6 separate regions of the Homo sapiens genome follow, and all the other regions are linked to region 3. Evidence: chromatin contacts called from ENCODE Hi-C or POLR2A ChIA-PET data. All regions are on one chromosome and are shown on one strand. The core of a region is the stretch at or near the end of the contact, and the rest is flanking DNA. Distances in the headings are between cores, read along the strand shown. Region 1 holds the start of CCDC124 (coiled-coil domain containing 124). Region 2 holds the start of JAK3 (Janus kinase 3). Region 3 holds the start of USE1 (unconventional SNARE in the ER 1). Region 4 holds the start of PIK3R2 (phosphoinositide-3-kinase regulatory subunit 2). Region 5 holds the start of EPS15L1 (epidermal growth factor receptor pathway substrate 15 like 1). Region 6 holds the start of CHERP (calcium homeostasis endoplasmic reticulum protein).

Evidence for each region. Hi-C counts contacts between places; a loop is a spot of excess contacts on that map. ChIA-PET counts read pairs that join two places held with the same protein, here RNA polymerase II (POLR2A). Pooled maps may share reads with other maps.
Region 1: a map of gastrocnemius medialis shows a loop between it and region 3 (4-fold over the local background). The contact joins the promoter of CCDC124 here to the promoter of USE1 in region 3. A Hi-C loop is called at or near these places in 1 of 168 maps with a recorded cell type or tissue (gastrocnemius medialis) and 6 of 50 pooled maps. POLR2A ChIA-PET finds 5 or more read pairs at or near these places in 2 of 52 experiments (AG04450 and WTC11).
Region 2: a pooled map shows a loop between it and region 3 (4-fold over the local background). The contact joins the promoter of JAK3 here to the promoter of USE1 in region 3. A Hi-C loop is called at or near these places in 6 of 50 pooled maps. POLR2A ChIA-PET finds 5 or more read pairs at or near these places in 3 of 52 experiments (BJ, Panc1 and activated CD4-positive, alpha-beta T cell).
Region 4: a pooled map shows a loop between it and region 3 (4-fold over the local background). The contact joins the promoter of PIK3R2 here to the promoter of USE1 in region 3. A Hi-C loop is called at or near these places in 4 of 50 pooled maps. POLR2A ChIA-PET finds 5 or more read pairs at or near these places in 2 of 52 experiments (H1 and activated naive CD4-positive, alpha-beta T cell).
Region 5: a loop to region 3 is called in a pooled map, with 5 times the contacts of the local background. The contact joins the promoter of EPS15L1 here to the promoter of USE1 in region 3. A Hi-C loop is called at or near these places in 7 of 50 pooled maps. POLR2A ChIA-PET finds 5 or more read pairs at or near these places in 2 of 52 experiments (B cell and activated CD4-positive, alpha-beta T cell).
Region 6: a pooled map shows a loop between it and region 3 (11-fold over the local background). The contact joins the promoter of CHERP here to the promoter of USE1 in region 3. A Hi-C loop is called at or near these places in 1 of 168 maps with a recorded cell type or tissue (naive thymus-derived CD4-positive, alpha-beta T cell), 1 of 37 single-sample maps with no recorded cell type and 9 of 50 pooled maps.

What each region holds. Positions count from the first base shown.
Region 1 is chr19:17,931,354-17,935,889 of GRCh38, forward strand. CCDC124 (coiled-coil domain containing 124) reads left to right here and starts at 1,662. Exons shown (of 5, transcript NM_001136203.2): 1 at 1,662-1,695. RefSeq lists enhancers at 740-1,278, 1,425-1,484, 1,505-1,694 and a silencer at 1,775-1,824.
Region 2 is chr19:17,845,731-17,849,982 of GRCh38, forward strand. It overlaps JAK3 (Janus kinase 3), which reads right to left and starts at 2,252. Exons shown (of 24, transcript NM_000215.4): 1 at 2,216-2,252.
Region 3 is chr19:17,213,776-17,217,924 of GRCh38, forward strand. USE1 (unconventional SNARE in the ER 1) reads left to right here and starts at 1,582. Exons shown (of 8, transcript NM_018467.4): 1 at 1,582-1,732; 2 at 2,027-2,076; 3 at 2,217-2,295; 4 at 2,394-2,546; 5 at 3,678-3,687. The coding sequence starts at 1,631. RefSeq lists enhancers at 1,222-1,802, 1,566-1,885 and a silencer at 1,906-1,975.
Region 4 is chr19:18,151,783-18,156,152 of GRCh38, forward strand. It overlaps PIK3R2 (phosphoinositide-3-kinase regulatory subunit 2), which reads left to right and starts at 1,381. Exons shown (of 16, transcript NM_005027.4): 1 at 1,381-1,512; 2 at 3,675-4,370. The coding sequence starts at 4,098. RefSeq lists enhancers at 132-211, 754-1,646, 952-1,231 and silencers at 1,342-1,721, 2,032-2,251.
Region 5 is chr19:16,469,747-16,474,349 of GRCh38, forward strand. EPS15L1 (epidermal growth factor receptor pathway substrate 15 like 1) reads right to left here and starts at 2,224. Exons shown (of 24, transcript NM_001258374.3): 1 at 2,167-2,224. The coding sequence starts at 2,199. RefSeq lists enhancers at 1,402-2,313, 1,546-1,695 and silencers at 1,776-1,995, 2,056-2,455.
Region 6 is chr19:16,540,660-16,544,927 of GRCh38, forward strand. CHERP (calcium homeostasis endoplasmic reticulum protein) reads right to left here and starts at 1,778. Exons shown (of 17, transcript NM_006387.6): 1 at 1,695-1,778; 2 at 1,211-1,384. The coding sequence starts at 1,719. RefSeq lists silencers at 1,410-1,479, 1,490-1,679.

The sequences.
Region 1 (4,536 bases), core at 412-2,911, 720 kb after region 3:
CACGCCCAGCTAATTTTTGTGTTTTTAGTAGAAACAGGGTTTCACCATGTTGGTCAGACTGGTCTCAAACTCCTGACCTCAGGTGATCTGCCTGGCTCGGCCTCCCAAAGTGCTAGGATTACAGGCGTGAGCCACCATGCCTGGCCTTTATTAGTATTTTTTAAGAGAGGTTCCTTCACCCAGGCTGGCTGGAGTGCAGTGGCGCTATCATACCTCACTGCACCCTCCAACTTCTGGGCTCAAGTGATTCTCTTGAATGGGAGGATGAGCATGCCACCACGCCCAGCTAATGTTTTTATCTTCTGTCGAGATGGGGTCTCATAATGTTGCCCAGGCTGCTTTCAAACACCTGGCCTCAAGCGATCCTCCCACCTTAGCCTTCCAAAGGGTTGGGATCACAGGCATGTGCCACTGCGACCAGCCAGGATAATAATCTTTCATGTGATTTTCCGACTTTAAGCCCCCTGCACCCAGAGACCTTTCTGTCTCATGCCTGAAGGGAAGGAACTGGCCACGGAAAAACCTGGGAAATTCCTGGGGGAACTCCCTGAGGCAAGACTGCGCCTGGCAATTTGTAAGAAGGGGGCTGGTGCGACCTGAGCAGAGAGCTAATGGGAGGGTGAGGGAAGCCAAGGGAGATGGGGTGGGAGGTGGGAGGAGTCTTGCGGGACAATGGGAACCCAGGGGAGGCGTTAGAGCAGGGGAGGTGCATCGCGCACTGGGATTTAGGTCCCAGCAAGGTCGCTGGGGGGATGCCTTTTAGGGAATGGACTCTGTGGTCAACTACTCCTACCTGAACTGCCCCCAAAGCATTTGCTTTTCCCTCTCCACAGTCAGGACCAGTGTAACCTTAGACCCCTAATACTGCCATTTTTACTGTTGAGAACACCGAGAAGTAGTAAATGCAGAAAATCTAAAGTATAGTGCCTAAGACAAATTGGCGCCTCAAACCTAATTTCTAAATAAAATTAATAAATAATATTGCAGAAGTGGGGAGCAGGTCAGCAATCCAGGAAGAGGCACTGGCAGGAGCAAGAGACGGAATTTGAGCCTACTCGCGGTTATGAGCCTACTCGCGGTTACATTTTGGCCAAACTCAATTCCTGGTCTCTCTGAGCCTCGGTTTCCCTACCTGGACTGCGCGGTGTGTGTTAATTTCTCTGCCCCATTTATCTCCCCTCTCCTAGCCCCGCCCCAGCGTCACCAGTGGGACGCAGAGACTCAGGACTAGGAAAGCACTTTTAAAGCGTTAAGGGATTGCGAAGAGCTACGGAGAGGCTTCCTCAGGGCTATACTGGGTCCACCTCCCCTCATGGACCGCGGGCGCGCTCTGGCGGCCGGGCCGCTCCAGGCTGAAGCCGCCGGACCACGTGTGTAGTCGCAGCTGCCATCTTTCATCCGGGCATCGGCCATCTTGGTAAAGGCAATGTTCTAGATTTTCGCCTCTGCCCGCCCCTCCTGGTTCATCAACATATTAAATGAGCGTAGGGAATGAGGGCGTATTAAGTGTCCTCTTTTTGAAGAGACAAAGAAGTGGCTGACTACCCTGGCTTGGGTCCGAGGCCCAGCCATCTTTTTCTTTACCAAAATGGCGGCGGTACTGAGGCGCAATGAGTGCGCGCCGCCAGGAGCTCAGCGCGCAGGCCCCATGATGACGTCACGGAGGCGCGACCGGGCCGGCGCTGGGGTAAGAAGGTAGGAGCGTCTGCGGCGCGGGCGGAACCCGGGTTCGGGGAGCAGAGGCGCGGGGCGGGGGCTGCTTGGCCTGGGACCATCCCCTGGGAAGGCTGGAGGAGGGGTGCTGGGAGGCAGGAGCACTTCTGGCGTCCAGTCTGAACCGCACCTAGTTGGGGGCGATGCCCATTTCCAGACTAGACGATTGAAGCCCGACGCGACAGCATGTTCGAGGCCACCTGGCCCCGGACTGCCCCTAGGCAGCTTCTGGTCTCGAGAGGGACAGAGTTGGGCGCGGACTCCCCCGGCCTCTTGTAGGGGGATTAGTGGTGGGGGACTTCAAAAGGGATAGCCGGGAGGGCTGCTTAGAGGAGGCATTGTTGAATTTTGTATTCTGTTATTTTACCTTCACATCCGTGGGGTCTTAATCCCCATGGGTCTTGATTCGCTTCTAAGTGTGCCCCTCGCCCAGCCTGAGCCACTCCCTGGGTACCGCCTGGGCTCCCAGCTCCTGCCATCTGGGGAGTCCACCTCCTCACTAACCCCAGAGGGCTTGTGTGACCCATAGATTGGGCTTCCCGGCTCTAACGCCCTCCACACCTTCCCATCTCCCTGGAATACAAATCGCCCCCTTTTCCAGCCTACCTCCTGCATCCCGCGTGCAGGCTGCGCTCTCCCCCACTCATTCAGACTTTTCCTTAGATGTCTCCTTTAGGAAGCCCTTTGACCCAGGCTGGGTCAGAAGCCCTCTCCGGGCTTCCCCGGCGCCCTGCGTGTCCTTATTAGGACTCTGATTGCATGTGTTGGCTCTTCTCTGGGAGTCCCATGCAGGCAGAAAGCTCATTTGTGCCACCTCTTTCCCCAGCATCGCACACGTATTAGGTGCCCAGTACATATTTATTGAATGACGTGTGCAAGTGAGTGAGTGTTTACTACACAGAGAAAAGTGTCTGTATTTCCAGCTTGGGCTGTCATAACTAATACCACAGACTGGGTGGCTTAAACAGCAGAAATTGCCAGGCACTGTGGCTCACACCTGTAATCCAGGCACTTTGAGAGGCCGAGGCAAGCGGATCACTTGAGGTCAAGAGTTTGAGACCAGCCTGGCCAACATAGTGAAACCCCGTCTCTACTAAAAATACAAAAATCAGATAGGCATGGTGGCACATGCCAACATGGTGAAACCCCATCTCTATAAAAATACAAAAATTAGCCGGGCGTGGTGGCAGGTGCCTGTAATCCTAGCTGCTTGGGAGGCTGAAACAGGAGAATTGCTTGAACCGGGTGGGTGGAGGTTGCAGTGAGCCGAGATTGTGCCACTGCATTCCAGCCTGGGTGAAAGAGCAAAACTCCGTCTCAAAACAAAAAAAAGCCCCAACGTGGAAACAGCCCAAATGTCTAGCTGTGGACAATGGATAAACAAAATGTGGCGTATCCATGCAGTGGAGGAATATTCAGCCATAAAAAGGAACGAAGGGCCAGGCGCAGTGGCTCAGGCCTGTAATCCCAGCACTTTGGAAGGCCGAGGCGGGAGGATCACTTGAGCCCAGGAGTTCAAGGCCAGCCTGGGCAACATAGTCAGACCCTGCCTTAAAAAAAAAAAAAAAAAGCTAGGCATGGTGGCCTGCACCTATAGTCCCAGCTACTTAGGAGGCTCAGGTGGGAGGATCACTTGAGCCCAGGAGGTCAAGGCTGCAGTAAGCCGAGATTTCGCCACTGCACTCCAGCCTGGGCGACAGAGTGAGACCCTGTCTCCAAAATAAATAAATAAATGTACTCTCACACTGTGTGGCCTTTTGTGTCTGGCTTCTTTCACTTAGTATTGTGTTGTTGAGGTTCAACCACATTGTATCATGTATGTATTGGTGCCTTGTTTCCTTGTTTCCTTTTTTTTTTTTTCTTTTAAGAGACAGGGTCTTGTTCTGTTGCCCAGGCTGGAGTGCAGTGGCACAATCATAGCTCACTGTGGCCTCAGCCTCCTACGCTCAGGCGATCCTTCCACCTCAGCCTCCTAAGTAGCTGGAACTACAGGCACAAGCCACTGTGCCTAATTATTTTTTATTTTGTAGAGACGGACTCTTGCTATGTTGCCCAGGCTGGTCTTGAACTCCTGGCCTCAAGCAATCCTCCTGCCTCAGCCTCCCAAAGCACGGGGATTACAAACGTGAGTGATCGCACCCGGCCTGTGATTCCATTGATATGGACTGAAATGTCCAGAACAGGGAAAGCCACAGAGACAGAAAGCAGATTGATGGTTACCAGGGGCTAGGGGAAGAGGAATAGGGAGTGACTGCTGATGGTGATGTGGCCTCTTTTGGGGGGTGCAAGTGTTCTGGAACTAGACAGAGGTGGTATTTGCACAACGCTGTGAATATACTTAAACACTGAATTGTACACCTTTTTTTTTTTTTGAGATGGAGTCTCGCTCTGTCGCCTAGGCTGGAGTGCAGTGGTGTGATCTCAGCTCATTGCAACCTCCGCCTCCCGGGTTCAAGTGATTCTCCTGCCTCAGCCTCCCGAGTAGCTGGGATTATAGGCATGTGCCACCACACCCAGCTTTTTGGTTTTTTTTGAGAGTGAGTCTCACTCTGCCGCCTAGGCTGGAGTGCAGTTGCACGATCTCGGCTCACTGCAACCTCTGCCTCCCAGGTTCAAGCGGCTTTCCTGCCTCAGCCTCCTGAGTAGCTGGGATTAAAGGTGTCCGCCACCACACCCAGCAATTTTTATTTATTTTTAGTTGACACGGGGTTTCACCATGTTGACTAGACTGGTTTTGAACTCCTGACCTCAGGTGATCCGCCCACCTTGGCCTCCCAAAGTGCTAGGATTACAGGCGTGAGCCACTGTGCCTGGCCGGAATTG
Region 2 (4,252 bases), core at 1,002-3,501, 630 kb after region 3:
AGAGCAAGACCTTATCTCTAGAAAAAAAACACAATACAAAAACTATGATCCAAAATAATGCCCTGTGGCTGGGGTGGGGCGGCATTAATGAGGGTTTTTTTGTTTTTGTTTTGAGACAGAGTCTAGCTCTGTCATCCAGGCTGGAGTGCAGTGGCACAATCTCGGCTTACTCTGCATCCTGGGTTCAAGTGATTCTCCTGCCTCAGCCTCCCAAGTAGCTGGGATTACAGGGGCACGCCACCATGCCCGGCTAATTTTTGTATTTTTGGTAGAGACGGGGTTTCACCATGTTGGCGAGGCTGGTCTGGAACTCCTGACCTCGAGTGATCCTCCTGCCTCGGACTCCCAAAGTGCTGGGATTACCGGCGTGAGAAACTGCGCCTGGCCTAATGAGGTTTAAGACAATCAGAGGACTAGGACCCCTAGGACTCAGCTTTCGCAGCTGTGAAATGGGCTGACTCCCCAGCATCCTCATTGAGGTGGTCTGCTGAGCGCAATCCAGGCCTAAAGTGTCAACTCAATTAATGTGCATTAATTTGTATATTTCTTGATGATGTGCCGGTAAGCGATCAACAAACGCCTGTTAAACCAAACAGGAAGGGCAATTGGCACAGCGGTGTGGTGGTTACTGTGGGAAGGGAAGTCTTGTGGGGGAAAGAACCTTACCAAAGGGACACTTTGATGTCACCGATGCCCAGACCAAGAATGAGCACATTCCTAGTCCCGGGAACCTTGGAGGAGCCCCATCTCTCCCACAGAGAGATTGATGTCTAGTTTTGCCCTTTATAGAAATAAAATCACACACCATAGCCTCTCTATCGTCCCCTCAACATCAGCCAATCAAGTTTTTTGGTTTGTTTGTTTGTTTTTTTGAGACGGAGTCTCGCACTGTCACCCAGGCTGGAGTGCAGTCGCACGATCTTGGCTCACTGTAGCCTCTGCCTCCTGGGTTCAAGCGATTCTCATGCCTCAGCTTCCCAAGTGGCTGGGATTACAGGCGCGCACCACAGCGCCCAGCTAATTTTTGTATTTTTAGTAGAGACGGAGTTTCACCATGTTGGCCAGGCTGGTCTCAAACTCCTGGCCTCAGGTGATTCGCCTGCCTTGGCCTCCCAAAGTGCTGTGATTACACACGTGAGCCACATTGCCCAGCCTTTTTATTTATTTATTTATTTTGTAGGGGGGAGGACGGATTCTTGTTCTGTCTCCCAGGCTGGAGTGCAGTGGCATGATCTCGGCTCACTGCAAACTCCACCTCCCAGGTTCAAGCGATTCTCCTGCCTCAGCCTCCTGAGTAGCTGGAATTACAGGCACCCGCCACCAAACCTGGCTAATTTTTGTGTTTTTAGTAGAGATAGGGTTTCACCATGTTGACCAGGCTGATCTCGAACTCCTGACCTCCAGTGATCCGCTGGCCTCAGCCTCCCAAAGTGTTGGGATTAAAGGCATGAGCCACTGTGCCCAGCCCCAGTCGAGTTTAAAATAAGGCTTCAGTGGCAGTGGCGCCCCACTGCAATCCCAGCTACTCAGGGGGCTGAGGCAGCAGGATAGCTTGAGGCCAGGGGTTAGAGACCTGCCTGAACAACATAGCAAGACTCCCATCTCCAAAACAACAAAAAAATCTTAACAGAATATTATTATTCTGTAATACTGTAACAAAAAAAAATGAAAAGTCAGAGGTGATGTTTGGTCCCAGAAAACGCCATAGTTTTTTTGGTTTTTTAAAAATGTTTGTAGAAATGGAGGTCTGGCTATGTTGCCCAGGCTGGCCTTGAACTCCTGGCCTCAAGCTATCCTCCCGCCTCGGCATCCCCTGTTTATAATCCTCAACGTTCTGCATCCTGGTATGGTCGGGTACCCTGTGTCTGGACCGGGAAGGCCTGGAGGGTAGGGGCTGGGAACTCCGCCCCCCAATCCCTCCTTCCCAATCCCTCCTCCCCACCCCCAACCCCGCAGCCCCCGTCGCGCATGCGCAATGACTCCTCCAGGTCCGCAAGGCAGGCATCTCCCGGCCTTAGTCAAAGCCGAAGCCCAGAGAAGCGAGCGATCGGAGGATGCGAGTCTCGGCTCACGTCTGCCTCGCAGCTTTCCTCCGAGGCCTGGAAGGCGAGCTAGCCTTTGCCCTGGCAGCACCCTGCCCCAGCCCAGCCATCCCCCGCCACCACCATCCTCCCCCAGTGTCTGGGCCGAGCCCTGCGGCATCGCCAGCTCTTACCTAGCGGGCAGGGACCCTGGACTTTCGAAGGGCGGGCAGAGCCGGGAGGCAGCGAGAGGAAAGTCCCACTCGGCTCCTTCCTGTGTGGGCCCCTTGGTTTCCTGAGCCACTGTCATTTACCGAAAGTCAGGGCCCTGCGGGAGCTGGGGGCGGGGAGGCGGGCAAGGAGGGGCAGAAAGTTCCGGAAGCCTCTGCATCAGCCGCCCCGTTCAGACAGGCTGCTGGAGACCCCTAAGCCAAAGGAACTGATGATAGCACAGAGAAGGGTCTGGGTCACACCAGGGGCTCAGCCGACTCTAGACCCACTTGTTAAGTGGGGCTCTGGCCCGGCCCTTATTGCCTCAGTTTACCCATCTGTAGCATGTGTGAGTTGGGCACCCAGTGGAACTAATTTTGCACCCAGGGAAGGAAACCTGGCTGGATTTGCCCAGGAGGGAAGCAGGGAAGTTGCCCCAGAGGAAGGTCAAGTTCTTCTTTGAGGTATTTCTCCCTTAAGACTCAGGGAGACGCTGGGCGCAGTGGCTCACGCCTGTCATCCCAGCACTTTGGGAGACTGAGGCGGGCGATTACTTGAGGTCAGGAGTTTGAGACCAGCCTAGCCAACATGGCGAAACTCCGTCTCTACTAAAAATACAAAAATTAGCCAGGCGTGGTGGCCTGTAATCGCAGCACTTTGGGAGGCTGAGGCGGGCGGATCACTTGAAGTCAGGAGTTTGAGACCAGCCTGGCCAACATGATGAAACCCTGTCTCTACTAAAAACAGGAAAATTAGCCAGGCCTGGTGATGCCTGTAATCCTAGCTACTCAGGAGGCTGAGGTGGGAGGATTGCTTGAATCTAGGAGGCGGATGTTACAGTGAGACGAGATGGCGCCACTGCACTCCAGCCTGGCAACAGAGCGGGACTTCGTTTAAAAAAAAAAGAAAAGACTCAGGGAGAGATAATGACCCATTTCTGCCTGTGGTGCCCTGGGCCCAGCCCTAAAAAACCAGGTGGATCCGGCCTGGCCTCTTGGAACTTGTGATCTGGCGCTGAGACAATGAGCAAATGAAGGAGCCAAATCATCGCAGACAACAAAGAAAGCCAGGGTGTCAGGACAGGCACAGACTGGAACTTGGACCCGAGGCAGGACAGGGAGCTGGCCAGGGAAAGGGTGCTCCAGGAGGAGGGCACAGGATGGGCAAAGACCTTGAGAGGGCAGTGATCTTAGCAGCTTGAAGAGCAGTCAGGAGGCCAGGGGCAGGGGTGAGATGAGGGGGAAGGGGACTGCAGGGCGGTCAACAGGGGCAAGATCGTGGGGGGACAGGGGGATCAGGGTCTTTGGGAGAAGGGTGGGTTTTGCCTGGAGCATAATCTGGAGCCACAGGAGAGTTGGAAGTAGGAGCTGTTATAAATAGAAGAGGCAGAAGGCCCGGGCAGCATCCAAATGCAGAGACTTGGGCCAGTGTTCTTAGGATAATAGGATCAGAGCCCCGGAAGTAGAGCTTCAGGAATAGACTGACGAAGTGGTGACCGGGTACAGTGGCTCACATCTGTAATTCCAGCACTTTGGAAGGCCCAGGTGGGAAGATTGCTTGAGCCTAGGAGTTCGAGACCAGCCTGGCCAACATGGTGAAACCCCATCTCTACTAAAAATATAAAAATTAGCTGGGCGTGGTGGCATGTGCCTGTAATCCCAGCTACTTGGGAGGCTGAGGCAGGAGAATCACTGGAACCCAGGAGGCAGGCGGAGGTTGTAGTGAGCTGAGATTGTGCCACCGCACTCCAGCCTGGGCGACGGAGCAATACTCTGTCTCAAAAAAAAAAAAAGGAATAGATTTAAGAAGTTGTGGCCAAGAACAGTGGCTCACACCTGTAATCTCAGCACTTTGGGAGGCTCAGGCAGGAGGATGGCTTGAGCCCAGGTGTTCGAGACCAGCCTGGGCAACATGGTGAAACCCTGTCTCTACAAAAAATACAACAACAACAAAATAATAAGCTGGATGTGGTGGCATGTGCCTGTAGTCCCAGCTACTAGGGGAGGCTGAGGTGGGAGGAT
Region 3 (4,149 bases), core at 332-2,831:
CCTCTAGAGGCCCCTTTGATGGGCCCTGGGTTTGGTCTCCATTGTTTGTTGTGGGTTTTTTTCTTGAAACACGGTCTCGCTCTGTCACCCAGGCTGGAGTGCAGTGGCGCGATCTCGGCCCACTGCAGCCTCCACCTCTCGGGTTCAAGCGATTCTCCTGCCTCAGCCTCCCGAGTAGCTGGGATTACAGGCACGCACAACCAAGCCCAGCTAATTTTTGTGTTTTTTGATAGAGACAGGGTTTCACCATGTTGGCCAGGCTGCTCTCCAAACTCCTGACCTCCAGTGATCCATCCACCTCACCCTCCCAAAGTGCTGGGATTACAGGCGTGAGCCACCGCACCTGGCCCTCCATGGTATTTTCTTTTTTTTTTTTTTTTTTTGAGACGGAGTCTTGCTTTGTTGCCCAAGCTGGAGTGCAGTGGCACAATCTCGGCTCACTGCAACATCCACCTCCTGGGTTCAAGCGATTCTCCTGCCTCAGTCTCCCAAGTAGCTGGGATTACAGGCACCCACCATCACGCCCGGCTAATTTTTGTATTTTTAGTAGAGACGGGGTTTCACCATGTTGGCCAGGCTGGTCTCAAACTCCTGACCTCAGGTGATCCATCTGCCTCAGCCTCCCTAAGTGCTGGGATTACAGGTGTGAGCCACCGCACCTACCCGTCTATGATATTTTTCAAGGACATCAGGCCCACTGGTGTAACCAAGGTGCAGATGACCTAAGGTGTGGGAAAACATGAAGGCTGCATGCCAGGCCCTGGTTCCTGTGAAGCCCCCACCCTCATCCTGTCACTCCAGAAGAGAGGCACTGCAAGGCATAGGGGTACTCAGCTTCCAGGTACTGAGGTGGGCTGGGAAGGGGTTCTCCATGGGGGTCTGGGCGTTAGGGGGGACCCAGCCCCACCTTGCTCACTCTCAGGCAGAGCTGTCTCATGTGCCCCTTGAGGCAGGTACTGTCACACTGTCCATTTCCCGGGGGAAGAAGCGGATCCAGAAAAGTTAAACTCTCCCAGGGCCGAGGATGGAATCAGAGCTGGAGCTGTGACCTGGAAACCCATAACCACAATACAGATGAGCCCTGCTGAGGTGGGGGAAGCCTTGGATTCCTGAATCCCAGGCTACAGAAATCGGGAAGGGTGTGTGGACGTGAAATAGCTCCGACTGGGAAGAATCCAGGTAGGAGTGGGGTGCGGGGAGGTACTTTGAGCAGGCAAAACAGAACAAAAGGGCACACTGCACGCGGGTCTGACACCAGAAGACCCCGGTCGTCCTATCATTCCCGAAGGGTTAACATGCTCTCGAGGAAAAGCAAGTGATTCGCCTAAGTAAGAATGGGGTGGCGCCTCTCCTATTTTTTTAAAATAGAGATAGAGTAGCGCTATCTTGCCCGGGCTGGCCTCAAGCAATCCTTTCCCACCTCTGCCTCCTAAAATGCTGGCATTACAGCCCTGAGCCACCGCGCCCGGCCCAGCGCCCCGTCTCAAAACAAGATATTACTTCCGCTCCAAACAAAGATGGGCCAGCTAACGAGCGCGGGGGAAACATCCGCCCGGAAGGCCACTTGAAGGCACTTCCGCCCTCTCTTAACATGGAGCCGGCGGAAGGGGTGGTGTAGGGCCGGGCGATAATGGCGGCGTCGAGGCTGGAGCTAAACCTGGTGCGGCTGCTATCCCGCTGCGAGGCGATGGCAGCGGAGAAACGGGACCCGGACGAGTGGCGCCTGGAGAAGGTGAGGGGATCTCGCACTGCCGCGTAGAGCCCGACTCCCGGGGGGTGATTCCTAGGGTTGGAAGCCACCTGGCCCGACTCCCCGGCCCCAGTAGCCTCTCGGGCAGCGCCCTTTCCGGTCAGTCCCGCCACGTCCACCTGTAGCTTCCGCCCCCGTCCCTGGGACTCCGCCCCTCCCCCACTGGCCCCGCCTCCTTTACGCTTGACCCCTCCCATTTGTCGGCCCCGCCCCCCCGACTCCCATGATCAGGACATGGGAAAGACCCCCGGGTGACAATCCACTTTTCCTCCCCAGTACGTGGGAGCCCTAGAGGACATGTTGCAGGCCCTGAAGGTCCACGCGAGGTGAGTGCAGGCAGCCTCAGGGCTTTCACATCAGCACGTGGCTGTGCTACTGGACATCCCAGTACCGCTATCCCAGCTGGGACCCTTCCCTGAGCTGGGGACCATGGACAGGTTTTGTTTTTCTTCTTCCTGCCTTCCAGCAAACCGGCCTCTGAGGTGATCAATGAATATTCCTGGAAGGTGGATTTTCTGAAGGGGATGCTGCAAGCCGAGAAGCTGGTGAGAAGGGGTGCCCCTGCCCCCTCAGCCCCCATCACCGCTCACTTTGGTCCCCAGGACCTGCCCCTCCAGTGACTTATCTTCCCACATTTCTGCAGACCTCCTCCTCAGAGAAAGCACTGGCCAACCAGTTCCTGGCCCCTGGCCGTGTGCCAACCACAGCCAGAGAGCGAGTGCCCGCCACAAAGACGGTGCATCTGCAGTCACGGGCGCGGTACACCAGCGAGATGCGGAGTGAGCTACTAGGCACGGTAGGGCTCCTTCCCTGGTCCCTGGGAATCCCTTGGACAGGAATAGGGGTTCTATGCTTGTAGGCAGCCAGAACCACAATACTGTCAGATACAGGAACCCTAAGGGGGTCCAGCAATCTCTTCCCTGGGTCATCACACAAGGCTGCCCAACAGAGGGGCATTGTGGCTAAGGCTTTGCTAGATGAATAGGAATTTGGTACAAGGCAAAAATGGAATGTGTCTGGTTAAGCCCCAGAGTTGGCCCAAGAGCAGGGTTTGAGTCCTGGCTTGCAACTTACAAGACACATAAGTTTCTTCAGCCGTAAAAGAGGATGACAAGTTCCTTTCTGAGCACTTTATGTGGATCAGCTCAATCTTTTAAAATATGAGTTGTTGTGGCCAGGTGCGGCAGCTCACGCCTGTAATCCCAGCACTTTGGGAGGCCGAGGCGGGCGGATCATTTGAGGTCAGGAGTTAAGACCAGCCTGACCAACATGGAGAAACCCCGTCTTTAGTAAAAATACAAAATTAGCTGGGCATGGTGGCTCACGCCTGTAATCCCAGCTACTCGGGAGGCTGAGGCAGGAGAATCGCTTGAACCCAGGAGGCAGAGGTTGCGGTGAGCTGAGATCAAGCCATTGCACTCCAGCCTGGGCAATAAGAGTGAAACTCCGTCTCAAAAAAAAAAAATATGAGTTGTCGTTACCAGTTTAAGGTTGAGGAAACAGGCTCAGAGGTCATGGGATTTCCCCATGTCCTGACTGAAGGTGAGGAGGTTGAGGTCAGAAGGGACAGGTTTGGGAACAAGACAAGGGGGGTGACTTCATGGCATTTACTTTTTTTTTTTTTTTTGCGATGGAGATTCGCTCTTGTTGCCCAGGCTAGAGTGTGGTGGCGCGATCTCGGCTCACTGCAACCTCCGCCTCCCAGGTTCAAGCAATACTCCTGCCTCAGCCTCCCAAGTCACTAGGATCACAGGCACCCCCACCACACCTGGCTAACTTTTTGTATTTTTAGTAGAGATGGAATTTCATTATGTTGGCCAGGCTGGTCTCGAACTTCTGACCTCAGGTGATCTGCCCACCTTGGCCTCCCAAAGTGCTGGGAGTGAGCCACTGCACCCAGCCTCATGCCACTTACTTCTTTCCACAGGACTCTGCAGGTGAGTCACCATGAACACAACAGGACTTGAGGGCCAGCTGACTAGGACAAGACATGTATCCTTGCTGCCCCGGGGCCTCCATGCCGAGACTCCATGCCCTGACTCCAACAGGAGCATCACCAAACTACACCTGGAGGAAGAGCCAGGACAGAGGAAATGGCCCCGAGAGGAAACAAAGCTAGGCACAGTGGCTCACACCTGTAATTTCGGAGGCTGAGGCAGGTGGATCACCTGAGGTCAGGAGTTTGAGACCAACCTGGCCAACATGACAAAACCATGTCTCTACTAAAAATACAAAACTTAGCCGGATGCAGTGCCACGTGTCTGTAGTCCCAGCTACTCGGGAGGCTGAGGCAGGAGAATTGCTTGAACCCAGGAGGTGGAGGTTGCAATGAGCTGAGATCACACCACTGCACTCCAGCCGGGGCGACAGAGCAAGACTCCGTCTCAAAAAAAAAAAAA
Region 4 (4,370 bases), core at 131-2,630, 940 kb after region 3:
CATTGCAAGTGGGTTTTGAGGACTGCATAGCAGTTCGCTGTTGAGATTCTTCCTGATGCCATCGCTGGTACCAGCCTCCTGCTACCCTCTCCCTGCGAGTACTCCATCATAGCCCTGCCTTTAAAAGCTTCCTCCAGACATCTGGGCCCTGAGCTATGTTTTTTATTTTTATGTTTTTGAGACAAGGTCTCGCTCTGTAACCCAGGTTGGAGTACAGTGGCGCAATCACGGCACATTGCAGCCTCGACCTCCTGGGCGCCCTGGGCTATGTTAATAAAATAAATAAGCGGCGGGGCGCGGTGGCTCACGCCTGTAATCCCAGCACTTTGGAAGGCCAAGGCGGGCGGATCTCCTGAGGTCGGGAGTTCCAAACCACCCTGACCAACATGGAGAAACCCCGTCTCTACTAAAAATACAAAATTAGCCGGGCGTGGTGGCGCATGCCTGTAATCCCAGCTGCTCGGGAGGCTGAGGCAGGAGAATCGCTTGAACTCGGGAGGTGGAGGTTGCGGCGAGCCGAGATAGCGCCATTGCACTCCAGCCTGGGCAACAAGAGCGAAACTCCGTCTCAAAAAATAATAACAAAATAAGCAATCGTCGCGTCCTTTCTATCCTGGTCTTAGCTTGCGCTCTGCCATAAAACTCCCTCTAGCCGAACCCGGCCCAGCCCTAGAGCAATCCGTTACTTCCGGGGCGCTCAGCCGGCATGCAAACACTCTTGGCTACAGCCCCATCTCCGAGTGCGTTCGGCTATTTCCGGAAACCGTCGGCATCTAGGCTCAAGTCCGCTAAATTCTAGTGCCCGTAGGGGTCGAGATCGTTGGCTGTTTCCGGACGCTCTGGGTTGCCATGGAAACTCCTTCAACCCTGGCTTTCTCCGACTTCTGCTTTTTGCGGCAGGCCCTTTCCCCACTCTACTGCCCCCTGTTTGCTGAGCTTGAGAACGCCTCATTTGTCCCCTGGAACCATCTATGCTTCAGTAATTCCCATAAGCTGGCGGTCGCCTCTGGGTCTAAACTCCCAAGGCCTCCATTGGGCACTGAGCACATTCGGTTATTTCCAGAAACGCTCCGCGGTCTTGGGGATCAGCCTCAGTTGTGCCAGTGCGGCCGTAGAGAGTGTTCGGCCATTTCCGAAAGCGCTCGGGCGTCTCTAAGCCCAGCCGAGCCCAGTCTCGGATCCCTCGCCGACCCGATTGCACTCGGCTACCTCTGGAAACGCTCGGCTGTCTCGGGGGCACCCTCTAGTCCACCAGTCCCGCGGGATTACGTTCGGCTACTTCCGGAAACACTCGGGTGCCCCCTTACCTCAGGCTCCGCCTCGGCCTCGGTTCATCCGCCCGGCTCGAATGCGCTCGGGCATTTCCGCCGGGGGCGGGCCAGGCCGCTCGGAACCGTGGCGGCGGCGGAGGCGGGGATCCCGCGGCTGCGGCGACGGTGGCCGCGGTGGAGCCACGGGGCGGGCTTGGCTTGGTGTGACGGCGGCTGCGGCGGCGGTGGCGGCCGCGACCAGGTGAGTCCTGACTGGCCCTCGTGGCGGGGGCGGCTGGGAGTGTGCTTAAATGCGGGGCGCCCGGGGGCAGTGCCGGGCCCCGGTGGAAGCCAGAACGCAAGCGCCAGGCTGCGTCGGGCCCCGCGGGAACTGGGGGGGCCGCAGGCAAGGGGGGGCCTCGGGCTCGGCTCCGCAGCGGTGCAGCCTCCTTGGGACGGTCGGGGCAGAATGGGGAGAGACTCCCCGCGTCCAAGATACCGGACTGGAGCCGAGGCCCCAAATGAAGGGAGGCCCTGCCTGGAATGGGGCTTCGAATAGTACCGAGGGGCGCCCAGGCATTGTGCGGGGCAGAATGGGGTGCGGGAGGGCCGGGGGTCGAACCCACTTCCGGTCCCCTAGCCGGGTGGCCGGGTCCACGCAGACCCAAGTGCGCGTCTGTGTGAGCGCTCAGGCCCTGCCTTCACCCGCGGAGCCCCCAGCCCTGCCTGCCCCGCCCCTCCCGCCTCCCGGATTCGGGGAGCGCTGCTCCCGGGGCGCGCACACCGGGGCGTGGGGGCGGGCTGGCAGGCAGATCCAGGCGGTTTTCTGGGCATCCCCTCTCGGGGCCTCAGTTTCCCCACCTGTAGAATGAGGGTAACAGAGGCCTAGGAATGGGTAAATTGGGCACCCGAGAATGTGGCGCCCCTCCGCCCTGCTCGGACACCTCTTGGGGTTCCCCGTGACTGAAGGATGCTCAGAGCCTCCACCTGACACTCGGGCCTCTTGGTGGATAGCACCTATCCTTATAGCCACCCTGAATCCTTGACAAGCAACTTAACCCACTGCCAAGGCTTTGCATGTGCCGTTCCGTCTGCCTGTCGCGCCTTCCTATCCGCTGTGATGATCCATTCTCTAGAACAGCACGTCCATCCCCCGACCCTAGCCCTGTCCATCACAGGGCGTCTGAACCCGCAGGGCTAGGCTGGGAATGTGTGCCTATCTCCGCCTCCCCAGGCTGGGACTCCTGGGGAATAATCAATGCCCTGCTGCCGGCAGCCTCCCCTCCTCCTCAGCTGCAGTACCCCCACCTTCTCCTGGCTCCCTGTCCCTGCCTGGGGCTAAGGTTCCTTCTAAGCACCTCCCCATCTGCATTTTGTGCCTACTCTGGGCCCCAGGCTGGAGCTACCTGCCAGCCCACTCACTCCTCCTCTGCAGAGACTGGAGGTCCATTTGCTTGGACTCACCTCGAGGCCTTTGCTTGTGTAGAGGCCTCTTCCTGGACTTTGTTCCCTACCTCTTAGTTCAGCTGGCCTGACCCCTCTATGGAGCTCCCAAAGCACCCGGAGTGGCCTCCATTGCGTCCTCCCTGCCCTAGGTATCTGGCCACCTGGCTGCTGCCCCCTCATGTCCAACTGGGCCAAGTCGGCAGATCTAGGTGTAAGTCCTGGCTTCCTCCTGGCCTACTGCACGGCCCTAGATACCTCCCTGCTCTGAGCCTCAGTTTCCCCATCTGTAACAGGGGTGATGAAAAGCCTGTTTACTGGCCGGGCGCGGTGGCTCACACCTGTAATCCCAACACTTTGGAAGGCAGAGGCAGGAGGACTGCTTCAGCCCAGGAGTTTGCGACCAACCTGGGCAACATAGCAAGACCCCACCTCTATTGGAAAAAAAAAAAAAAAGGCTGGGCAAGGTGGCTCATGCCTGTAATCCCAGCACTTTGGGAGGCCAAGGCGAGCAGATCACTTGAGGTCAGGAGTTCAAGACCAGCCTGGCCAACATGGTGAAACCTCGTCTCTACTAAAAATACAAAAATTAGCTGGGTGTGGTGGCCTGCTACTCGGGAGGCTGAGGCAGGAGAATTGCTTGAACCTGGGAGACAGGTTGCAGTGAGCTGAGATCACACCACTGCACTCCAGCCTGGGTGACAGAGCAAGACTCTATCTCAAAAAAAAAAAAAAAAAAAACTGATTTACTGAGCATGTAGTATACCTGGGGCAGGTTCTTGGGAACTCTACTCCCAGCAGCTCCAAGGGAAGGCTGTCAGTATACCCATTTTACAGATAGAGAAGCTGAGGCCCTGAGAGGGACCGGCCCCAAGGTCACCCAGTGATTCAGGGAATTCCAAATCAGGATTTGGGCCCATCTCCGTGTTGGGGGTGAGAGGAGTTGGCCTGGCTAACGCTGCCCTATCCCTGTCTCCCTAGGTCGGCGTCCTCAGCTGGCCGAGCATGGTGGCAGCCTGCACCCTTGGCTCCCTTGTCTGGTGCAGCCAGCAGAGCCGCCAGCCTTGGGCGCCCATGGCCCTCCGTGTGAGGGCGTGAGCGGCCTGCCCCAGCCTCACCTGCTGATGGAGGACTCAATGGCCCAGTGACCTGACACCACACCACCAACTCCCTCCCACCAGCTGACGAATGGTGGACCCAGTGACGAGTGGCCCTTGTAAGGGTCATGGAATAATTTGAAGCGAGGCATGAGCGGCCCCTGTGGTCGCCTGTGACTGCTGGAGATAGAGGTCCCAGCACCCCAAGCCAACCCAGCGGACCCTCCCAGCCCTGCTTCAACCAATGGGGCCAGTGGGGCTCCAAGCAGCCACCTAACCATCCAGACCCCACCCCACTCACGCGGCCATGGCGGGCCCTGAGGGCTTCCAGTACCGCGCTCTGTACCCGTTCCGCCGGGAGCGGCCGGAGGACCTGGAGCTGCTGCCCGGCGACGTGCTGGTAGTGAGCCGGGCGGCCTTGCAGGCGCTGGGCGTGGCCGAGGGTGGCGAGCGCTGCCCACAGAGCGTGGGCTGGATGCCCGGCCTCAACGAGCGCACACGGCAGCGAGGTGACTTCCCTGGCACCTATGTGGAGTTCCTGGGGCCCGTGGCCCTGGCCCGGCCCGGCCCTCGCCCACGG
Region 5 (4,603 bases), core at 974-3,473, 740 kb before region 3:
TCACCTTCACCTGGCCATCTGCTTGCCAAGTGTGCTCTGTCACCTAAATCCAACCAGATCACAGCCACCTGCTGCAGGGTGCTTCCCTTTTGCCCCCAACCAAAAATTTTGGAATTATACCCTTGGTTCCCCCAGAGTTATCTGTGAACCCAAGTGATCTCCTGAGCTAGACAGTAAGGGCCTGGGAGGGCCATGCCTCACACCTGGGCCAACAGTAACCCATGGTGTAGATTTTCACTCGAGAGCAAGTGTAAAGAAGTGCTGACATTTCCAAACGAAGAAAACCAGGCCACGCCTTCATTCAACAAATGTATAGGGAAAGGAACAGGAAGAGGCTAAGAAGTCAGTGACCTGGCCAGGCGCAGTGGCTAACGCCTGTAATCCCAGCACTTTGGGAGGCCAAGGCGGGTGGATCACTCGAGTTCAGGAGTTTGACACGAGCCTCGCCAAAATGGTGAAACCCCGTCTCCACTAAAAAAAAAATACAAAAATTAGCCGGGTGTGGTAGCACGTGCCTGTAGTCCCAGCTACTCAGGAGGCTGAGGCAGGAGAATCACTTGAACTCGGGAGGCGGAGGTTACAGTGAGCTGAGATCATGCCACTGCACTCCACCCTGGGTGACAGAGCAATACTCCATCTCAAAAAAAAAAAAATTGGACAGGAAGTTTTAGAAAGATCCACGCCTCCCAAACTGGGAGTGCTTAGTGCTTTCTCATGAAATGATCTTAGGTGATTTTCCCCCGACTCCCGCCTTCCCCGCCCCCCACCCCCTGACTACATACTCTAAACTGTAGCACTTAGCTATTAACACCTATTATCGGTAGGACACTTAACAGTTTACAGAGCACTTTCATGTCAGTAACAAGAACTTGCTAATTAATAATCACCGGGTTTTAGCACTGTTAACTTAGTGACAGTGTTGCAAATTGGCTAGCTGTGCACTTCTCTCTCCTTGGATCAGCTAACCAGTCATGCAAGCATGCAACCGGCCTATCAACTCTCTTTGGGTTTGGAATTCTTAATTGCTGCGGTCTCTACTCCCAAACGTCCAAATCTGGCAGAGATTAAATGATGACAGTAATTATAGGATCACTGAGTGCCTCTCATATGCTAGGCACTGTTCTAAGCGCTTTTTCACGTGCTTAATTTTCACATAATCCCAACACATTTTTATATCTCCATTTTCCAAAGGAAGCAACTGATGGGTGGAATGGCTAAGAGCTTCAACCAAAGGCACAGAGAAATCGGGGCTGGAGCCAAGATTTGAACACATGATCTGACCCTGTGTCCTCACTCTTAATCACCATGCTGTGCTAGATCATTCTAGCAAAATGCTTATATGGTGCTTTGCACAACACAGGTATTCAGCAAATAAAGGCAGCTGTGATTAGCATAACACAGGTAGTTTCTAGTTCCCACGAGTGTCACCTCCAGGAAAGCAGCGACCTTGTCTGTCTGGAAGAATGCAGCGCTCCCAGCACCTGACCCAACGCACATTTGAGGGATGGATAGAAAATGAATGAATGAAAGTCTCTCCCAAATAACAGAGCTGCCTACGCATGGCTCTTTTTCGCATGTCTGTGTCGCGCTATCGATACTGCCCCTTCATAAGCGCATCAGGCGAATTTGAGGACACAGAGAGGCGCCCGGAGACGTACGATCTGCGCCCGGTGCAGGGGTGGCGGAAGCAGCTTCCAAGGAGGCAGGGGATCAGTCTGAGATCGCACTGCTGCTGACGGGTCCGGGCTCCGGCGGGACCCTGCCCGCCCGGGCGCCGGGACCGGAGGGAGACAAAGACTCGCTGGGCCGCCGCGCCGACAGAAACGCTCGCACCCCTCGCCCACCCCTCCGGGATGCAGCCCAGCGCCTCCGCGGGTCCCCGGCCTGGGAGCTTCAGCGGCGGCAGGGTCCGGGCCCTGGGCGGAGAGGACACGCGCTGCGCACCTCCTCGCCTCGCCGGTGCCCGCGAGGGTCGCTCGGGCACGGGAGGCCGCGGGTCCCGGCCTGTCACCTTCAGGGCCGCCTGCCCACCCGCCCGCCGCAAGCCCTTCAGCACGCGCCGCCCCCGCCGCCGCCTGGCTGAGTCTCCCAGCGCCTCAGCCTCGCCGCACCGCTCGCCTCGCGCCCCGCACCCCGGCGCCGCCCCCAGGCCCGCCCGGCCCGTACCTGCTGGGAGAGGGGGATGAGCGGCGCCGCCATCTTCCCGCGGACTCGGGCTCCGAGCGCCGGGGGAACGGGGGCGGGGCTGCAGCCACGCGTGCGCACTGGGACGACGGGAGGGCGGTGCGCAGGCCGCCTGTCCCGGGAGAGGGCGGGGCCGTAGACAGGGCCACGCATGTGCAGTCAGGCCGGGAGGGGCGGGGGCAGGGGCGGGGCCGCCCACACGCAGCCTGGAGGGGCTGGGCCTGAGGCATCTGCGTCTTCCGTGCTCTCTTGCCCGTTCCCCTACTCCTCCTTCCAACGTTGTTCGGACTCTCATGCCGCTGGCCGCTGTCCGAGTCGACCATGCTGTGTCATCCCTCCAGCCCATGCCGAGGCCTGGTTCTCTGTTAGGGATGCCGTCCCCCTGCCAGTGCGCCTGGGGAGGCGGTCGCCCACCCCGCGGAGGGTCGGGACCCTCACCCTGCCCCGCAAAGCGCCCTGTTCCTAGGATCGCAGTGTGTGTGTGTGTGTGTGTGTGTGTGTGTGCGCGCTAATTTGGGGGACCCGCACCCTGCCCCCCTCACCCTGCCCCGCAAGGCGTCCTCCTGGCTGTGGTGGCGGGCACCTGAAATCCAAGCTACTCAGGAGACTGAGGCAGGAGAATTGCTTGAGCCCAGGAAGCAGAGGTTTCAGTGAGCCAAGATCACACCATTGCAATCCAGCCTGGGCAACAGAAGCGAAACTCTGTCTCAAAAATAAATAAATAAATAAGACAAGAACCCACTTGTTGCCAGGTACAGTGGCTTACACCTGTAATCCCAGCACTTTGGGAGGCCGAGGTGGGAGGGTCATGAGGTCAGGAGTTGGAGACCAGCCTGGCCAGTATGGTGAAACATCAATATGGTGAAACCCCATCTCTACTAAAAAAAATACAAAAATTAGCAGGTGTGGTGGTGCATGCCTGTAGTCCCAGCTACTCAGGAGGCTGAGGCCAGAGAATCACTTGAACCCGGGAGGTGGAGGTTGCGGTGAGCCAAGATTGCACCACTGCACTCCAGCCTGGGTGACAGAGTGAGACTCTGTCTCAAAACAAAGTCAAAAACAAAAAGAACCCACTTGTAACTGTTGCTAATCAAAGCATACATTCAGGGCAACTTGAATCTGTGTCTCCTGGACTGCGGTCCTCAACCTTGGCCCAAACTCTCTACTTATATTAACTTTGCCTCAGCTTCTTTTGTTACATCAATAGAGTAATGAAGGTTTTTAACAGTCTTGAGTGCTTTATCAGTACGTATTCCATAAGGAAAAGAGAAGTCCTTCTAGGTACTTCAAACAGAGGATATTGAATACAGGGGATTGAGCCAGGCTCTGTGGCTCACACTTGTAATCCCAGCAATCCAGTTGAGACAGGTAGATTGATACCAGCCTGGCCAACATGGAGAAACCCCATCTTTACTAAAAATACAAAAATTAACCCAGTGCAGTGGCAGGTGCCTGTAATCCCAGCTACTCAGGAGGCTGAGGCAGGAGAATTGCTTGAACCTGGGAGGGGAAGGTTGCAATAAGCTGAGAACTCACCATTGCACTCCAACCTAGGTGACAGAGCGAGACTCTGTCTAAAAAATAAATAAATAAAAATAAATGAATACATAAACGACTACAGGGGACTGAGTATAAAAGTGTTGGAAGTACTGGAAGAACAAAAGAGGAAGGTAAGTTTACCTAAAGATTCATAACTATATGAGGCTGCTAGCCTCTCTAGAGCTGAAAGATTAAAGCAGGGGAGGTGGCTGGGCATAGTGGCTCACGCCTGTAATCCCAGCACTTTGGGAGGCCGAGGTGGATGGATCACCTGAGGTCAGAAGTTTGAGACCAGCCTGGCCAACATGATGAAATCCCGTGTCTACTAAAAATACAAAAATTAGCCGGTTGTGGTGGTGGGCACCTGTAATCCCAGCTACTCGGGAGGCTGAGGCAGGAGAATCACTTGAACCTGGGAGGCGGAGGTTGCAGTGAGCTGAGATCACGCCACTGCACTCCAGTTTGGGCAACAAGAGCGAAACTCCGTCTCAAAATAAATAAATAAATAAAGCACAGGAGGACCCATAACCCACAATCACTGTGCCTACAGAAGGATCCCAGATGTGTTCACCCTTGCTAGCCACAGTTGCCTCCACCATGATTGCGAAAGTCACAGTTGTTGTTGTCACCACCACCTAAGCCACTGGCAGAAGTCTGAAAAAATGGTTTCTCCCCTCTTTCTGCCTCCCAACTTTGTTCTAATAAAGCATGACAGGAACGTTGCCAATTGGCAACGGCGTCCAGGAAATGTAGCATGCAGGCTTTAAGTGCCAGTATCAGAGTCTAGAATGGTGGTGGCCATAGAAACTCTCCAGCATCATCTTGTAAAAATAATCCAAACTTGGCTGGGCGCGGTGGCCCACACCTGTAATTCCAGCCC
Region 6 (4,268 bases), core at 528-3,027, 670 kb before region 3:
ACTACGCCTGGCCTCCTTTCAAGCCTTTTCTTTTTCTTTCTTTCTTTTTTTTTTTTGAGATGGAGTCTTACTCTGTCACTCAGACTGCAGTGCAATGGCGTGGTCTTGGCTTACCGCAACCTCCACCTCCCGGGTTCAAGCGATTCTCCCGCCTCAGCCTCCCAAGTAGCTGGGACTACAGGCGCGGGCCACCACACCCGGCTAATTTTTGTATTTTTCGTAGAAACAGGGTTTCACTATGTTGGCCAGGCTGGTCTCAGACTCCTAACCTCAAGTGATCTGCCCGCCTTGGACTCCCAAAGTGCTGTGATTACAGTATGAGCCACTGCAACAGGCCTCCTTTCAAGCTGTTTAATCGAACACCAACTGTGTGTTATGTATTAAGGGACAATGACCTTGTACCTTAATACAAGACGAGCGTGTAGTCCCCTGAACTACACGCTCGCCGAAGCCAAACAGACCTTGTTTGGGTCATTGTACCTTAATACATAACACACAATTGGCGTTCGATCAAACAGCGGACAACCACCTCTCAATGTCCATCTACCTGGCAAACTCCTAGTTATTCATTTAAACAATCTAGAGACGGGGTTGGGTACTGAACGTGACAGATGTGATACCTGCCCTGAGCAGCCGCACCACCTGGTGACTATCCATTATTCAAAGGCCAGCTCTGCTTCCTAACTTTAAACTTCTTTAGAGCAGGACTGGAATCCTGTTGCCTAAATGAACGAACATTGATAAACACTTGCCAATAACTAAAACTCAGAGGGATAATTCTTTTTGATTTCTGCTGCAGGCATCTGAAATGCACAAAACCTTGCTGGACCCACAGGGAGACGGCAAAGGGGGCTGGACAGTGCCTGTCCCATGGACTCCCATCCGGCCTCTATCACTTCCTCCCTAGAAAACACTAAAACAATCACGCTACTCCTGCTAATCTCCGTCATCAGTCTGCAAAACAACAGCAAAATCCCTGATCCAGAGCCCAGGGGGGAGGATCGAAAACCTCGTTGTTCTCCATTACAGTGGCACCCAGCAGCCGCTCTGTGCAGGGCCGTGGGAACAGCGGAACAGGGATCGTGTGGACCGAGCTGCTCCACTTCAAAGAATAAACGACCCGAAAGAAAGAGGTTTGTGGCAGAGCCCGGACTGGAATCCGAGAAAGGAAGCGCTCGATGGGACGGCCTGAGTGCCGGAGGGGACTCACGCTGCTGCTGCTCCAGCGCCAGCTTGCACTTGTAGTAACTGTAGAATTCGCCTCCGAAAAGAAACGAGAATTTGGGGTTGTCCTTCTGCTTCTCCATAGTCATCTTCTCAAACTCGGGCCCATTGCGAGCCACGAACTGGGCGAGCTTGTCGATGACATTTCGAAGCTCCTGGTCTGGAGGACGGAGAAAAGGCCACGCGGGGCGTCAGCGAGGACCGCCCAAAGCCGGGGGACTCGGCGCCCCAGCCCCCGTCCGCCTTGCCGGGGACCCCAAGGGGGTGGGCCCCGAAGAGGCCGCCCTTGTACGGGTCCCGATAGGGGCCACACGCTCGCCGGGAATGCGGGGACCCACGGGAGAGGCCGCAGGCGAAGCCGCGAGGCCGAGCCCCGCCCCCTCCCAGACCCGGGGACTCCGGGAGGCGGGGCCGGCCAATAGGAGGTTCCGGGGAGAGAGAAACGGTCTCTCGGCCGGTTTGGGTCTCACCATCGGGGGGCAGCGGCATCTCCATGGCTCCGGCCGCGGGGAACGTCCTCCGGCGCCACACGATCGACCACCAGCGCCGTCTGCGGAAGCCGGCCGGAAGTGGCGCGAGGGAGCCGTTTACGGCGGGCTTCTAGGGCCGCTTCCGCCCGCCACTTACGGCCGTCGCTGGGAAACTCCGGAAGTGAGAGCGGGAGGCAGGCGGGAAGAAGCCGCGCGATGCCTGGCGCGCGGGAGGGGCTAGCGACGCGCACGCGCAGAAGTTTCCTGACACTTTCGCAGAGTGGGTCCCCGTCGCGCGGCGCCGCGGAAAGGCTGGAACGGCGCGGGTGGGTGTTAGTCGAGACCGGGGGGCGCGGGGCGTGCCCCTTGGTCGGCGTCGCAGCCCGATGGGCTGGCTGGTTGCTACCTCCGGGCGACCAGGGGCCTGGGGACTTCGTGCCTGGGCCAGGGTCTCTTTCCTTTCGCGGGCACAGTGAGGAGACTGCGAGGTGAGGTGCGTCCGGGTGGATCCCGGGCTGCGGCGACTGTCACATTCTCCCCGGCCAGACCGGAGGTGGAGCAGAACTGGGGGCGACGAGCTTGACTGGGATTGCAGCTGGACGTATTTAGGTTCAAAACATCCTCCTCCTGGCTTTCTTCCGCTCCACTCTTTGGTCAGGAAGACTGGGGCGGGGTACCCCCCAACCCATGCCCTCAAATTGCTGGCCTAGAGGGCACAGCGCCTTTCTAAAAGCTGCAGTTGGGTTGCCTCTAAAATAATGAAGCTAACCCTTGCTAATTGTGGGGAAAAGATAGCCAGAAGCAGCAAATTTCTGCTGTGGACGTCCGATATAAACTGATCCTCTTGAGATGGTTAATGCTTAGTTGGCTATACCTGCCCCCCGCCCCCGCCGCTTTTTTTTCCTTTATCCGTTTTTTTTTTTCTTTTTTCTTGAGACAAGGTCTTGCTCTGTGGCCCACGCTGGAGTGCAGTGTCATGATCATAGCTCACTAGCCCTGAACTCCTGTGCTCAAGTAATCCTCCCGCCTCGGCCTCCCAAAGTGCTAGGATTATAGGCATGAGCTACTTTACCCAGCCTGTTTTTTTCTGTGCAAATAAATGCACATGTATTTTAGATTAGTTTCATTTTTATTGTTAACAGCATTTTTCCACCAGATGCTTATGGATTGACAACTCTACATCAAGTGTTGCTGTAGGCTAGGAATCAACAAAACTTTTTGTATAAAAGGGACAGAAAGCAAATATTTTAGACTCTGCAGGTCAGGAGGCAAGATCAAGGATTTTTTTTTTTCTAAATGTCCTCTAGTTCATATTTTCTCATGAAGATCGAGGATCTTAATTGTTTGGTTTTTTTTTTTTTTTGAGACACAGTCTTGCTCTCTCTCGCCCAAGCTGGAGTGCAGTGGTGTGATCTCGGTTCACTGCAACCTCTGCCTCCCGTGCTCAAGCAATTCTCCTGCCTCAGCCTCCAGGGGAGCTGGGACTACAGGTGCGCACCACCACGCCCGGCTAATTTTTGCATTTTTAGTAGAGATGGGGTTTCACCAGGTTGGCCATGCTGGTCTTGAACTCCTGACCTCACATGATCTGCCTGCCTTGGCCTCCCAGACTGCTGGGATTACAGGTGTGAGCCACCCTACCCAGCCTTATTTAGGTATTTCTATAACCAGAAAGAAAAGTTCATAAAATTTTTGTTGGTGAAAATCAAAATATGATAACTGAGTAGTTTCTTAAATACAAGTTGCTACAGTTTGAATGTTTGTTCCTAATCCCCAGTGAAACAGTATTAAGAGGTGGAGCCTTTAAGAGGTGATTGGGTTATGAGGTCGTGCCATTCATGTGTTAATGGATAAATAGGTTATCATGGGAGTGGGACTGGTTTGGAGCTTGCAGTGAGCTGAGATTGCACCACTGCACTCCAGCCTGGGCGACAGAGTGAGACTCCATCTCAAAAAAAAAAAATAAATAAAATAAATAAAATAAAATAAAAAGAGGAAGAAAGGCCAGGCTCAGTGGCTCATGCCTGTAATTCCAGCACCTTGGGAGGCCAAGGCACGCAGATCACCTGAGGTCAGGAGTTCGAGACCAGCCTGGCCAACATGGAGAAATCCCATCTCTACTAAAAATACAAAAATTAGCCGGGCATGGTGGCGGATGCCTGTAATCCCATCTACTTGGGAGGCTGAGGCACGAGAATCACTTGGACCCAGAAGGCAAAGGTTGAGGTGGAGGTTACAGTGAGCCAAAGTCGTGCCACTGCACTCCAGCCTGGGCAACAGAGCAGGACTCCGTTTCAAAAAAAAAAGGAAGAGAGACCTGAGCTTGCACACAGCCTGCTAGCCATGTGATGCCCTGTGCTACCTCAAGACTCTGCAGAGTCCCCACCAGCAAGAAGGCCCTTGATTTTGGATATCTCAGCCTCCAGAACTGTAAGAAATAAATTTCTCTTCTTTAAAAATTGCCCAGTCTCAGGTGTTCTTTTATAGCGATGCAAAATGGACTAAGACCCAAGTCTATTCATAAGAGTGGAATTCTTTTGGGGGATAACATTTCACTTAATTGGGGCTCCCAGT